2 separate regions of the Homo sapiens genome follow, and region 2 is linked to region 1. Evidence: chromatin loops called from intact Hi-C (ENCODE). Cell type or tissue: mammary epithelial cell. All regions are shown on one strand.

Region 1 (8,000 bases):
ATTGGATATTAGATCTCTTTCTGCATTTTGGATTTTCTACTTTTTATTAAAGAAATACAAAAATTAATTGTAAAAATGTGTGTGGGAGGAGAGAGGCAGAGGGAGAGAGAGAAGGAAAAGAGAGAGAAGCAAGAGAGAGGGAAGACAGGGAGAGAAGGAACAGAGAGAGGGAAGAAAGAGAGAAGGGAGAGAGAGAGGGAGAAAGAAGGAAGAGAGAGAGGGAAGGAAGAGAGAGGGGAGAGAGAGGGAGAGAGAGAAGAAAAAGAGGGAAGAGAGATGGAAGGGAGAGATAGGGAGAGAGAAGGAAGAGAGGATGGAGAGAAGGAAGAGAGACAGAGGAGAAAACAGAGACAGAGAGAGGGAGCAAGCTGGTCTGTGTCCCCAGGGAACCTGCAGCCTCATGGGACTGGCTGCAGGAACACGGGGTGGACAGGGAAGATGTGTGTTCAGCTTCCACCATTCGGAAGCCACAGTTCCTTGGACAGGTCCCGGTTGCTCTGAGCCTCAGTATCTGCATGTATAAAATGGGTACAGTGACTTGGTAGGCTTGTAAGTTTACAGTGGGAGGAGGGGTGTGAAAAGGATTAATCAAATACAAGGCACCCGGGGCTTCCCGAGCCTCACCCAGAGCAGCAGCATTTTGTGATTATCTCCTTCAGAAGGAGCCACGGAGGAGGAGAAGTTACTGAGCCGGAAGATGATGAAATACTGGGCTACCTTTGCTCGAACCGGGTAAGTAAACCTCCCGGTCTCCCCCATGCCAAGGCCTGGGGTGTGAGGAGGAAAATCTCACCCCTGTTTCTGCTCTCCCTTCTAGGAATCCTAATGGGAACGACCTGTCTCTGTGGCCAGCTTATAATCTGACTGAGCAGTACCTCCAGCTGGACTTGAACATGAGCCTCGGACAGAGACTCAAAGAACCGCGGGTGGATTTTTGGACCAGCACCATCCCCCTGATCCTGTCTGCCTCCGACATGCTCCACAGTCCTCTTTCTTCCTTAACTTTCCTCTCTCTCCTCCAGCCTTTCTTTTTCTTTTGTGCTCCTTGAGAAGTTATCTTTCTGTGATTTTGGTTTCCCTTCTCCTCCCATAATTTCTCCCGCAATCATTAGCTTCTTTCTGAGCTCAGCTGCTTTCTATGGGGATCCTTGCAAAACAAGCTGCTTTCGCTGATATTTTATGGACTTAGGAATGATCCTTACAGAATTCTTTTCAACATCAAAAAGTGCAATTTGTCTTGGAAGGCAACAAGATTTCTTCAATAAATTTGGAAGAGGGCTGGCCTATTAGTTGTCATAATAATGGTTTTGTAACTCATATGAAATAAAATCAGAATGTAAAATAGGTATACGGGGGCAGAATTTAATTCTGTGCTGATAACACTCCCCATGCCCCCAGCACCCACTTTCTATCAGAGAAGGTGTCTGTGTATGTTACCCAAAATGCAAGTCCCCCAACCCCAACCCATTGGGGCTTCAGCCGCAAGCCAAGTATGGATGTCTTGGATGTCATGGGTTTGAGCTGGGTCTCTTCTCTGGCTCAGAGAGATGTGTGGGTGACGGGGTATCCTCAGCCATGGAAAGCTGCCATCATCCAGAATAAAAAACCTAGAAGTCAAATTCTAGGCATCAAGGGTCGGATCAGCAATGCCAAGAAGAAATGAAGCTTCCCTGGTGGGGTCGAGATGAATCTGTCATTCAATAAATCTACACTGGCTGGGCAGGGTGGCTCATGGCTGTAATCCCAGCAGTTTGGGAGGCTGAGGCAGGTGGATCACTTAAGGTCAGGAGTTCAAGACCAGCTTGGCCAACATGGTGAAACCCCGTCTCTACTAAAAAAATACAAAAATTAGCCGGTCTTGGTGGCGTGTGCCTGTAGTCCCAGCTACTCGGGAGGCTGAGGTGGGATAATCACTTGAACCCGGGAGGTGGAGGTTGCAGGCAGCAGAGGCCACACCATTGTACTCCAGACTGGGTGACAGAGCGAGAATCCTTCTCAGAAAAAAAAATAAGATAAGATAATAATAATAAAAACATAAAAAATAAATCGACACTGAGCGTCTGATATATACCAGGCGTATCCCCACTAGGGATATAGCAGTGAACAAAACATGGCTGCTACCAAAGAGTGAGCAAACAGACATTAAGCAAACATTCACGCCAGTGGATATCTCATACTGTAACTTTGATAGGTGTTACTCAGGAGAATAAGGTGTTTTCAAGAAAGTGTAACGGAGGGAACCTAAGTGAGATTAAAGTCTTAGGAGGCTCTCTCTGGAGAAATAGCATTTACATTAAGAAAGGACAAATCAAAGTTAGTCACAGGGTAGGGAGAATGTTAAATACCATCATTCAAAGGATGCACTCTTACTTTGTATAGCCACATAATCCATATTATATCCATATAATTCACCAGGGTAATTAGTTTTTCTTCGTGATTGCTTCAAGATTACATAAGATGCATACAATAGGAGGGTTTCTGAGATGCCAGTAACTCATCTGGGTGAGAGATCTCCAACTCAGTGCCCGAATCAGACCCCCTGAAGTGTTTTGTTTGGCCCACACAACGTTAAACATGTTTTGGAATTTGTTGCCAGCAAATTTTAAATTAGGAAAATTTCACATTAAATGCCATATTTCCAGCTTCTTCAGGAAACAACAATAACAAGAAAACCCAGAAGATACTGTTACCGAGCTGCATTCCCACATGATAACCAGCACTTCTGGCGGTCCATACAACCTTTTATGCAAATTACAAGGTGCCCCTTCCTCAAAACCTTCTACAGACATCTTCCATGAAACTGCCATGGATAAATATCTGCATTTATGATGCAAATGACACCTTCTCTAAAGTGTTACCCTTCTGCAGTGCACTACCTGTGCAACTGTCCTCAGCAAAGATAGAGTAATCTGCAGGAACTGAGAGGTGGCTGCCCCCTTTGCAGAGGCCTAAGTTCTCAACGTGCCACAGTCCACACCATACCCCTTTGTGCTGTGCCTGGTCTATTTTACTCACTGATATTACCCAACCTCTGAAGGTGTTTAAGTTTGGACCCTTGACCTCTCATTTCATAGTGAACCTCAGAGAGGTGAAACGATTCACCCAAGATCACTCAGCAAGTATGCAGTGTGAGCAAGTTAGCAGTAAGTCAAAACCAGGCCTTAAGGCTCTTGTCACTTCAGAGCAGGACTCTTACTGCCATGCAGCTACCTCTCTCATCAGATGGTCCAAAGCATTCGGTTGTCTCTGGATTAGGTGGTTGTGGGAGGGGTGGATCAGAGATGCTCTGGGCCACTTTATGGCTCTAGGCCGTGAAAGCAAGCTGGAAACTGAATTGCCTCTGCAGCTGCAGAAGACTAATTTCTATATTGATATTTGGAAAAACTAACAGCTAGAAAACACCACTCAACTCATTTTTAAAAATACGATCATATTAAATGACATTACACGCATCATTTATATATTGCTCGCAGTGCCAGCATCCTCAAATGTGTTTCTAATTTTGGTAGATATCTTGCTAGGGGGAGCACATTTCTAAGTTATCCAGATATAGGGCCCTCTTTCCTTCTCTTTCTGTCCACATGCAATCAGATGCTTTGTGGAGTTAAAGTTGACATTTATTTAAATGCCACTTTGTGTCTGTTTTTTTCCCCTTTAATTTAGAGTTTTCTATCTGGAATGTAAGTAAAATAATCACTTGGAGGGTTTTTCTAAAATACCAATGGCCAGGCCACTAGCCAGTCAATCGGAAGCAAAATCTCCTTGGATGGGACCTAGAAGTATTTTCAGTTTTCTGGCATTTTAATGAACACCCCGATTAAGAACCACTGGGTCTTAAGAGTGTGGCATATGTATTTTTCAAGTTCCTAGAGGCTCTCCAAAACAACAAAAAAATCTGCTTTATTTTCTGCCTGGTGTTGACGTGTCACAGTTTCTTTAGCCACTAGTCTTATCCTGGATATTTATGGTCATAATTTGATGAGCAACATTGGGAATGACTTCTTTTTTTTTGTTTTGTTTTGAGACAGAGTCTCACTCTTTCACCCAGGCTGGAGTGTAGTGGCGCGATCTCTGCCCACTGCAACCTCCACCCCAGTATTTTTACTTTTAAATATTATTTATGGCATCTAGATTTGCATAAGATGGACTGGGTCAACGGCCATGCCCTTTATAAGTCAATATTTTTGAGTTCTACAAATTCACTTTCCTAAAGCGCCAAATCACATCCTACTCACCAGCAAGACAGGTACACATCATTTTCACAATCACTTCTAATTTTCCACCATTGTAAAAAAAATAAAATATTTAACCACTTTCTTATTGTAAAATAAACAATTTACTTTTCCAGGACCCACTGCCTCCCCCTCCCCACTCTCCCCTTTTTTTTAAACAATCTTGAACCCTATCCATTAAATTAAATCAAAGCAAAACTTTAGGGACAAACTACGTCGGTCTTCACCTGTGAATTTCCTGATGTCCAGTAGAGGGCAGCATTATCACAAAGGAAAAACGCTTCCCTCTATTCTGAGGCTCCTGAGATGCTGGTGGTGTGACATCGCAGAACTTGGACTGACAATAAGACCATGCCAAATAGTTAAATTATATACAAGCCAATACAATATAGTGTTATCCATTCCATCTGTAACATTTGGAAAGAGGAAAAGGCAGAATCCACTCCCTGAAAAGTCTGACTGAAAAGACTAAACTCACTAGCAGAACAGAGGTTGGAGCCAGCAGTTTTTCCCTTTTCCACCTCCTGGACTTTCCCATTAAGTCTCCAGGAGCCTACCTCAGAGGGACATAAGGGATTTCCTCTCCTTGGACCAACTCAGTCCAGATTCCCCCAGGGCAGAGCTGCAGGGGAGGGTGGGAAGCGGGCTCAGGCCCTGCACCTGGGTAGCTGCCCCACCTGGTGCTGCCCCAGGTAGCGCATCTACAAGATGAGCCTCCCTTCCCCCAGCAGGGACAGATCCCACTCAGTCCTGCCCCGTATGCTCTGCTAAAAGTTCGTATTGAGAGTGTGCCTCATTATTCCCAAGGACGGGAAGGGCTGGGGAGAAAAAAACCTACCTTGCCGCTTGATTGTCTCAAAATACAAGGAAATTCATTGCAAAGAGCTCGCTGTGCTCCATGAATGGGGTGGAGCTCAAGTCTGAAATTAAAGGATGGGTAGGAAGGGGGATGGCCAGCCACAGCATGGCGGAAGTGTGACCCTGAGCAGTGGTGGCAAGGGGGCCAGCCCACGGGCAGCAGGGCTGGTGTTGGCAAGGTTGCTGGAGCACACTGTGGGTGCCTGGAGGACAGCTTTTCTACCTTGACCTTTAGGAAACAGACTTCTCTCTTTATCGGAAGATAATGCCATAAAATATCTATCTATCTATCTGTCTGTCTGTCTGTCTGTCTGTCTGTCTGTCTGTCTATCTACCTATCTACCTACCTACCTATTATCTATCATCTATCAATTATCTATGATCTATCTATTATCTATCTAATCTATTTATTTCATTTATTACATTTATTTATGTAATTGTGTTTCAAGCTCTATTCACCTCCTGAACTTTTCATATGAGAGAACAGAACTCTGGCTGATACCTTCGGTATTTTTAGAAGGATTGGTACACTTTGATTGTTATTTATCACTATATAAGTCCTCCATTAGTTTCACTGCATGCAACAATTGAGTTATAGAAGCACATTTCTGAAAATAAGTTATTCAATGGGAAAAATGGACTGTTGATGGCCAATTAGTAATATGAAGGCAAGGACAAACTTGTCCACCATCATGAGAGCTTGTTTGGTGGCCAGGCATTGACTTCATCAAGAGTCATCATTACTGCAGCCATTACATGAGCTTTGGGAAACTTCTTCCTTTTGACACTCAGATCTCTGGACAGAAATCATCTTATGTTGACATCTGGCAAGGCCCTTCCGATATTCTGTTGTAATTAGGTGGTTGGAGTTCCTGGGGTCAGCCCAGTTCTAGGAGTGGCAGAGGCAAAGAGCCTCCAGGAAACTTTGGCCTTGGGGTGGAGCTCAAAGGGGAGAGGTGCACTCCCCATGGGCATAAATGGGGGTTACCTACACCCCAACTTCTACAGGCATCCAATACCCCTAAACCCAGAGAGTCTTTTCTGTCTCTATTCTGATTGCATAGGTGCATGGTGGTGTCTTTCTTTCCAGGAGTTAACGTCTCCTTTTTCTGTTCTAAAACTAGTTATCGTCATTCTGTTGGCCTCTCAGTGTCCAAAATGCTGTCATTTCTTCTTTCACAGTTTGTCAGTGTGGGTTTGTAGCTTTAAAAACTTTATTTCACTGTTTTTTTTTAGGATAATTGGAGGGGGGAAATAAAAAATTTTGGATCCCTCTTCTTTCACAGGAAGTGGTAAACCGTTTTTCCTTTACACAAACATTTAAAAACAATTTTTTCTACCTTTCTGACAGCTACATTGCATCCCATAGTATAATACTCAATAAATTATTTAACTGTCTACTATTGTTAGCCATTCGAATGATTTCCTATTTTGTACCATTGTCAACTTCACTGAGGTGACCACCTGATACATATATCTTTGGGCTCATTCAGAATTATTCCTAGAGAATAGTGCTTTAAAATAAAGGTTTTATCATTATTTAGGTATGGCAGGCCCACCAATCAGATGTCAGCCATTGAAAAAGCAATTTGGGCTGGGCATGCTGGCCCACATCTATAATCCCAGCACTTTGGGAGGCCAAGGTGGATGGATTACCTGAGGTCAGGAGTTCGAGACCAGCCTGACCAACATGGTGAAACCCTGTCTCTACTAAAAATACCAAAAAAAAAAAAAAATAGCTGGTGGTGGGTGCCTATAATCCCAGCTACTCGGGAGCCTGAGGAAGGAGAATCACTTGAACCTGGGAGACAGAGGTTGCAGTGAGCCAAGATTGTGCCATTGCACTCCAGGCTGGGCAACAGAGCGAGACTCTGTCTCAAAAAAAAAAAAAAAAAAAAAAAAAGAGAAGAAAGAAAGAAAGAAAAGAAAGAAAGAAAGGATAAGTAGCTTGTTACTCACAGATCCCAAGACAAGACGAGGGGGCACTCCATGCCATGGGAGCAGGAGGCTGCACAGACAACGCTGGAGTCCATCAGAAGGTGGTGGTGATGGGGATGTGGCAAAAGGTGTTCCTGTGGTTTCCCCGGGAAGGAAGAGGTGAGGCAGGGTGAGCAGGTTTAGGAGTGGTTAGTTTGAACAATTTCAGGGGGCTCTGCAGCATTGGGGCTGTTCCATCTGGTACCTAGCTCTGGGGTGATTAGGGTGCGAGGCTATTAGTTCACAGTGGGAGAGCCCATGAAGGAGGTGGTTGGGGATGTGGGCTCTGGATCGGTGAGTTTATGTATGAAAGGCACACTAAGAGACAAGTGGCTTATATCTCTAGCAATTGGCTAACCATGGGAGGAGCAGTCCCTCTAGGAGCAAAGCCCTGCATGTCAAAGTGTCAGAATGGAGAAAATAAAGAACATGGTTAATAAAAAATAGCTGGGGCAAAAGGGATGCCTTTTTGAAATGTTAGGATAGATTTTGCCAAATTGCCCCCAAGGAAGTTTGAACTAAATGATCTCTCACATCAGTGGTGAAAGTTCCTTGTTTTCTATATTGTTGCCACTAGGCACTACCGCCAAAAGAATTGTGGTAAAACTCCTTGCAAATTCAATAAGTGCCATTTGGGTATCTGGTTTGAATTTGCGTGTCTTGGTGTGTGTGCTATTCATCTGGGAAAATGGTATTTTGTGGATGTGAAGACCCCTTGGAACCTGATTGGTGGGATGGAGGGGGATTGTGGACTGTACCCACCCCGATGTGGTCCTGGCCTCCATAGAAGTACAGCTATGTGGGAAGTTTCAGAGGACTGCAACCTTCCCATCTCAGCTGTGACCCAGCCCACGAAGGATTCTAGAGATTTTGTCCCTTGCATGACCTTCTAAAGTGAGAACACAGGGCCAACAGCAGTAGATCCTGAGATTT
Region 2 (8,000 bases), 220 kb after region 1:
GCAGGCCCTTAAAGAAAATAAAGTATTGCACTCCAAAATATATTCTTTGACATATTTTGAAATGGCCCTGCAAAGTTGTCTCTTATGGGGGAAATTTACATTGTGTAGAGAATTCTCTTCCCTTTCCAGGTCTTTTTCTGATCCTGAAGAGATTAGTTGAGGTTTAGCACCTTTTAAAAGTCTGAATAGGAAACATTTGCCATCTATTCCTTTAAGAATGGCCACCTCGAGACTTCATCTACATAATAAGAACCTTGGTTTCCACAACCCCTTATCTTAATCTAGACACTCCTTTCTATTGATTCCAGGTCTTTAGATATTACCTTAACTCTTTCAACCAATTGCCAATCAGAAAATCTTTGAATCCACCTATAACCTGTAAACCTCCCTTTTCCCCACCCAGACTGAACCCATGCATACCTTAGATGTATTGATTGACATTTTATGATTCCCTAAAATGTGTAAAACCAAGCTGTAACCCAACTGCCTTGGGTACATGTTCTCAGGAACTTCTGAGGCTGTGTTATGGGTCATGGTCCTCACATTTGGCTCAAAATAAATCTCTTCAAATGTTTTACAGAATTTGGCTTTTTCATCAACAGAAGGCCAGGAAGCCAGACCAGGGCTGGCCCAGCTCAGCACACTCTGAGTGACCCAGGACACACCGTGAGTTCTTGCAGGGACCCAGCCCAGAATCTGGGGCCTCTATACATTGATTGGGTTCCAGAGTGGGCTGGGAAACCTAGCCTCCCAGGGTAGCCAGATGAAACCCTGGGAGGCCTTAGCAACAGGCACTTTCTCCAGTTTTACAAGCCACATATGGGCTAGAGGCTGGGCACAGACTCAAATTGCCTAGCAGGGTTCTGTTTTTGTCTTGTTTTGTTTTGTTTTGTGCTGCCAGAGGAGAAAGGTGTGTCATGAAATAAAGACCTTCACCATTTTGGGGGGCAGCAGCAGTTTCTGTGAGCTGAGGCTGGAGTTGGCATTTCTCCTTGGGCCAGACCTGGTCTTGGCCCTTAGAAGCATATAGGTGATAAGAGAACAAAGATGTTAATTAATGACATGTAGAATGTGGCCTGTGACTAGAATTCCTGGGTGCAATTAGAACATGTACCAGGGGATCTGACCTGGTCTGTGGGGTCAGATTTGTTGGGACTAAGACCTGAGAAGTGGCATTCTCCAAGCAAAGAGGAAGAGAAAAACATCTGTAGGCAGAGGGACCAGCCTGTAAATGATGGAGGCATTAGGGGACCAGTATGGCTAGAGTGAAGGTTGTGAGGAGAGGAAAGAGTGAGAGAAGCTTCTGGAAAGACAGTCAGGGCCCTGACCTGAGGGAGGCCAAGGGCCAGGATGAGGACTCTAGATTTTATCCTAAGTATCCAGTGAATGACAAGTGCTCCATGATCAAGAACTTAGACTACCCAGCAGAATGGATAGCTCATGACCTTTTACCTCTGGTGAAGGTTTTGACCAAGAACAAGGTGCTGATTTCTGCCCCACCTTTTCATTCTTCAGGCTTCTCTCTGCTCTCACCAATGCCAAGACTTTGTTCATCGTCTTACTCACCATATACCCCTAGCTGCTAGCACAGTGCCGGCACCAACCTACTTTGTTGACTGTCTGACTCGGCATTCAGGGTCTGACCCGATGTTGTGCTGGATAGTCAGGAGCGACTGGGAAAGCATCCTTCTAACGTGCACACTGCCCAGTTGCATGTGCTTCTGCAGTAGAGGGCTGAGGATCTGAAGGTTGTTGCTGAAGCTTGTTCAGCTCTATCTTTGGAAACAGTATGTTCACATAAAGTGCTGTATTGGTTTTCTAAGACTGTTACCTCAAGTACTTCAAGCTGGTGTCTTAAAACAACAGAAATGTATCATTCCACAGTTCTGGAAACCCTAAGTCTGAAATCAAGGTGTCAGCAGGGCCATGTTCCCTCTGAAACCTTCAGGGGAACTTTTGTCACCTCTTCCAGCTTCTGGGTTTGAAGGCAATCTTTGGCGTTCTTGGCTCTTTCCAAATAAGATCACATTTTGAGGTACTGGGGGGTTAAGACTTCAACATATCTTTTAGGAGCCAGGGGGACAAAAGACGTTAAACCCATAACAAGTACCAAGGTCTCTTTTCACTGTCAGCCATTGCTGCCTCCAAGCTGATGACCAAAGGGTGACTTCAATGACAAAATTAATTGAGATGCTGCCATGAATGACCCGAGCTAACCAGGTCTCTCAGCCCACGCTGGCTCACCCACAGGCCCACTAAGGGGCAAAGTGGGTGAAGCAGGATGCTGGCATGCTGGCTGTGGCACTTCCTAATCCTGTTTAATCTGTATAATGTGGCCCTGGTTGGGATGTCCTGACTCCATCAGACATGCCAATCCTATCTGGGTTGTAAGTGGTTAGGTATTATTAGTGTATGTCCCAGAAAGCTGTCCTTTTCTCTTCCTCCCCTAAAGAAGCATCAGTATTGTGAGTTGCTCCAGATGTGGGCCAGAAGCTTTCTGGTTGCTTCTCCTGACTGGGCTCAGACAAAGACCTTGAAACTCTGGTGATGTCCTAATTGGGTGTGGCCTTTTCTTCTGTGGCACAACCTTGGCCTCAGACCAAATCCAGTCAGTTCAGATAATATGATGGAATTTAGATTTTTTTATAGTACACTAGTTATTGTGAAAAAAGGAATAAGTTGATTCATATTGGAATGGATCTATTAGCGGATGTTGGGGATAAGTGAGAAGCTGTAACTTAGCTTTCCTTTGTAACTCAAGGGAAAAAAAATATATGGTTTGATTCAAACTTTAGAAAACAAGCTTGATATTTTTTCCAGTTTTGAGTTCTGGCTCACTTTGCTAAACTATCCCATTTGACAGGACAAGAAAGCCTGCCTGTTCTGAGGAAGGCAATTTATACTCATCAGCAGTTGTCAACAGGATGGTGAGCACCTAGCATGTAGTAAGCACTCAATCCACCCCCACCCCACACTGCCCCCATCCAGACTGCATTAAGAGCCATTGTTTAACTATGCCAGGGATCAATCAGAGTGCATTCCTTCATTGCATTTCTTCTTGGCCATCGTTTGGAAGTGGTTTGGAAAATGAGTACACATCCTGCCAATCTCCTTGGTCCTACCTCTATCTCCCTCCACACATCTGTAAAATGGGTATCCTAGAATATCCGAAGGACAACTCAGGCAAGATCTCTACTGAGCTCAGGGAACCTTGGAACAAAAAATATCACATTATATCCATTGGGGTCTCTGAATTTTCCAAAGCTCAGATAATGTCAGCTTTAAAGAAAATACTTTGCAGCCAGGCACAGTGACTCATGCCTATAATCCCAGAACTTTGAGAGGCTGATGCGGGCAGATCATTTGAGGCCATGAGCTTCAGACCGGCCTGGCCAACATGGCGAAACTGTATTTCTCTGCTAGAAATACAAAAATTAGCTGGGTGTGGTGGTGCATGCCTGTAGTTCCAGCTACTCGGGAGGCTGAGGCATGAAAATCGCTTGAAGCTGGGAGGAAGAGGTTGCAGGGAGCTGAGAATGCATCACTCCATTCCAGCCTCAGCAACAGAGTGAGACTCTGTCTAAAAAAAAAAAAATTCAACCATTGTGGAAGTCAGTGTGGCGTTTCCTCAGGGATCTAGAACTAGAAATACCATTTGACCCAGCCATCCCATTACTGGGTATATACCCAAATGACTATAAATCATGCTGCTATAAAGACACATGCACACGTATGTTTATTGCGGCATTATTCACAATAGCAAAGACTTGGAACCAACCCAAATGTCCAACAATGATAGACTGGATTAAGAAAATGTGGCACATATACACCATGGAATACTATGCAGCCATAAAAAACGATGAGTTCATGGCTGGATGGATGAAATTGGAAATCATCATTCTCAGTAAACTATCGCAAGAACAAAAAACCAAACACCGCATATTCTCACTCATAGGTGGGAATTGAACATTGAGATCACATGGACACAGGAAGGGGAATATCATACTCTGGGGACTGTGGTGGGGTGGGGGGAGGGGGGAGGGATAGCATTGGGAGATATACCTAATGCTAGATGACGAGTTAGTGGGTGCAATGTACCAGCATGGCACATGTATACATATGTAACCAACCTGCACAAGGTGCACATGTACCCTAAAACTTAAAGTATAATAATAAAAAAATAAATAAATAAATAAATTTAAAAAAAGGAAGAAAAAGAAAAAAAATACTTTGTATTTGCATAGGGTGTTACACTTCTCAAGGTTTTCTCTCACTCTCTTATTTTATTTTATTTATTTTGTAGAGGCAGCATCTCGCTATGTTGCCCAGGCTGTTCTTGATCTCCTGCACTGAAGCAATCCTCCCGCATCAGCCTGCTGAAGTGCTGGGATTACAGGCATGAGCCACTGTGCCTGGCCTCTCTCACTCTCATTCTCTCAGTTTCTTTCTGTCTCTGTTTGTCTCTCACCTGTGCACTTGCATGCACAGTCATGCACACACAGAGAGATACACATACATGAGTTTGGTCTGAACTGACCCTCACAAAATTTCAGTGGCAGTATATAGATGAAGTAGTATCCCAATTTTGCAGATGAGGAAACTGAGTCCCAGGGAAGGTAAGGGACATGACAGTAAGTCAGTGGATAAACACAGGGACTAGAACCTATCGGTGCTCTTTTCTCTGCATTACAGGCTCACTTAGAAGAAGAACAGCTGAAGCACAGTGAAGGTGTGGAATGGGAATGGGGAAGGGTTAGGCTAGAAGGCAAGTGCCTGGATTTCTTCCCGAGGTGCTGCCCTCTGCAGCCTTTTCTGGGTGCAACACCTGACCTAAGGTGCATAGATATCCTGGCCCCAAGCCTGGCAGGCAAGCTCTCTGGGAGTAAACAAGGCTTTTCCTCCCACCCCCACAACCCTCCCATCTCCCCTCGGTGTCTCGTGATGCTGGCCCCACCCTGGAGCGCATGCTTCAGAGCTATCAGGGCACTGGGGCTGGGTGACCGCTACAGGAACTCATCCATAAACACACAAACAATGACTCAGGAAGTGCAAGCCTTTGATGTGGCTCAAGGGCCACCCTGTGAGCACGTGGGGCTCCCTTCAAGGTCATTTTACCCATGTGTGGCTTCACCAGTGTCCAGAGCCCTCTCTCATCTAATTTCATCTGATCTCTCTCAGGCCCTGTGTGGTAGACAAAGCAATGATCTGGAAACTGAGGCTGAGAGAGACTTAAGTGGCTCAGTAGCGGTGTGTAGGAATCAGAGCTGGCCGACAAGTTAGGGATCTTGGAATCCAAGGACAGCTGTGTCCTCAGAGCTGGGGGACCTCTGTCTGTCTTCAGAGTTGACTCCAAGCAGTTGTTCTGTCTCACAGGGCCTCAGCTCCTTCATTTGTCAAAGAGAGCTACTGCTTCTTCCAGACATTGCTAGGGTCCAAAAAAGCAGCTTCTTTATGATGCTACTTTGAGAACCATTAAAGAACTAAAATGAAACAAAACAAAACTTTTTGGCCTCATGATTCCAATAATCTACTGAATCAATGACTGAATGAAGACAAAGTTTGGGTATATTTATGGCTGTTATGAGTGAGCCCAAGCTAGAAAGCAAAATCATTCTCTAAAAATGTCCTCTGAGAATCGGCACCGTAGAACATATCACAGGACCAATTGTCTGGTACCTTCTCTTCTGAGCCATTTGTGGATTATGTTTATATCTTCCCACAGCTGTTCTCCATTTGCCATACTTCTTCATAATGTGCATGATGCAGGCATTGTGGGCTAGTGATGGGGAAAGGGGCACTCTTGGGCAGTTTTAAAGGCAGCATCCCCACAGTTTCGGTTTCCATTTACATATTACTTAAACAGTGAGTCCAACTGCCATTGGGAAAGTGATGGCACTTCTCTTTTAGGATTTCTGTGTTTTGTTTTTCTTCACCAAGAAACTTTCAGATTGAGAGTAGGTGGTTACTTCTTAGTCCAAAAATATCACAGCAGGGGTGGATAGGTAAGGTGAGGCCTACAAATGTAGCTGGATGTGGATGAAAAGGAAATGCAATTTGTAAAGATCAAACCATTGCAGTATGATACAGTAAGAAATTAGCAAACCAATGTCTCATTTTGTTGCAGATTGAATCTATTTACTGAAAAACACTTGTTTTTATAGAAATTAGCTATACCAGGAATTTATTTTAGCCTTCCCAACCTTTCCATCCATTTTCTTTGAGCTTTCTTCTAGCCTATGAATCTGAAAGTTATCACAAATCCAGTGAAAAGTGACTTCAGCTGGCCCATCAGCTGTTCACAGGGCCTGTGTTTACCTTTCAAAAGAAATTGATTTTTCCTAACAATTATGCCAAGCACAGAGATTTTGCTTCAGTTATCTCAGGTTAATTTGTAGTGCCTTCTAGCCTGAAATGCTGACAAGCAGATGACTGACTCTAAGAAATCTAGAAAAATTTGCAGGTTTATATTACAAATGTTTCTCCACTGAATAAAACTTTGTGAGTGTATGTGAATAAAATACATTTAGGGGAAACTTCTACTATAGAGAAGTGAATTAAAATTCAGTAATGCCAATTCAAGCAACCACCCTAGAAGGGGTTCTAGCCTTCTCCTAACTCCAGCTTCCCAAATTATCAATGAACCCACTTGAATTTTCTTCATCAGACACATATGCTTTATCTTTCTACGTGGCAGAAATGCATGCCACAGCCAAAAATGCCTGCAGCTGCCTACGAGGAAGTAACTCTGAGAAACACAGAATCTCACGGATAGAAGAAATACTAAAACTAGATGTTTTCTAGCGTCATCTTCTTAATTAACACAGAAGACTTTCTTGCTTCATTTTTCCACTTTTGGCTATAGAGAGGAGGAGGGGGTCTTTTCCTTCTGTTGTTTTGTGGTTTTTGTTTTTGCCAATAGCAATAAGTGGTCTTTATTTTGAGCCTGATTCATATAAAATATCCATAAAAATCAACAATGACATTTATGAGATTTTGAACATTGGATATTTGATATTAACAAAATGATGGTTACTAGTTTTAGTAACCTTTAAAATACTTTTTTAAAGTATTTTAAAACCCTTAAAATACTTCAAAAAGTATTTAGTAATACATTTTTTTAGAGTCCTTTTTTGGAGATTTTAAAAATTAATTAATTTATTTATTAATTTTATTATACTTTAAGTCCTAGGGTACATGTGTACAACATGCAGGTTTGTTACATATGTAAACATGTGCCATGTTGGTGTGCTGGACCCATTAACTCGTCATTTACATTAGGTATTTCTCTTAATGCTGTCCCTCCCCCCTCCCCCTACCCCACCACAGGCCCCAGTGTGTGATGTTCCCCGCCCTGTGTCCAAGTGTTCTCATTGTTCAATTCCCACCTATGAGTGAGAACATGCAGTGTTTGGTTTTCTGTCCTTGCGATAGTTTGCTCAGAATGATGGTTTCCAGCCTCATCCATGTCCCTACAAAGGACAAGAACTCATCCTTTTTATGGCTGCATAGTATTCCATGGTGTACACATGCCACATTTTCTTAATCCAGTCTGTCACTGATGAAACAGCATCCCTTCCTTACACCTTACACAAAAATTAATTCAAGATGGATTAAAGACTTAAATGTTAGACCTAAAACTATAAAAACCCTAGAAGAAAACCTAGGCAATACCATCCAGGACATAGGCATGGGCATGGACTTCATGACTAAAACACCAAAAGCAATGGCAACAAAAGCCAAAATAGACAAACGGGATCTAATTAAACGAAAGAGCTTCTGCACAGCAAAAGAAACTACCATCAGGGTGAACAGGCAACCTACAGAATGGGAGAAAATTTTTGCAATCTACCCGTCTAACAAAGGGCTAACATCCAGAATCTACAAAGAACTTAAGCAAATTTACAAGAAAAAATCAAACAACCCCATCAAAAAGTGGGCAAAGGATATGAACAGACACTTCTCAAAAGAAGACATTTATGCAGCCAACAGACACGTGAAAA

Evidence for each region. Hi-C counts contacts between places; a loop is a spot of excess contacts. Peaks named below come from ENCODE experiments on the same cell type or tissue, not always from the same donor. Only the 100,000 strongest peaks of a DNase experiment are listed, where the experiment ranks them.
Region 2: a loop joins it to region 1, with 4 times the contacts of the local background. A loop is called at or near these places in 2 of 110 quality-filtered maps.

Annotation. Positions count from the first base shown.
Region 1 is chr16:55,839,500-55,847,499 of GRCh38, reverse strand. It overlaps CES5A (carboxylesterase 5A), which reads left to right. Exons shown (of 13, transcript NM_001143685.2): 12 at 660-732; 13 at 818-1,346. The coding sequence ends at 1,049. Among named protein-coding and RNA genes, the nearest start is that of CES1, 10 kb to the right of the region's middle. In mammary epithelial cell, a CTCF peak has its summit at 4,487 (motif pointing right); no DNase peak of the experiment used is centred here; H3K27me3 peaks cover 6 bases.
Region 2 is chr16:55,620,278-55,628,277 of GRCh38, reverse strand. No RefSeq gene overlaps it. Among named protein-coding and RNA genes, the nearest start is that of SLC6A2, 32 kb to the left of the region's middle. In mammary epithelial cell, a CTCF peak has its summit at 4,795 (motif pointing left); no DNase peak of the experiment used is centred here.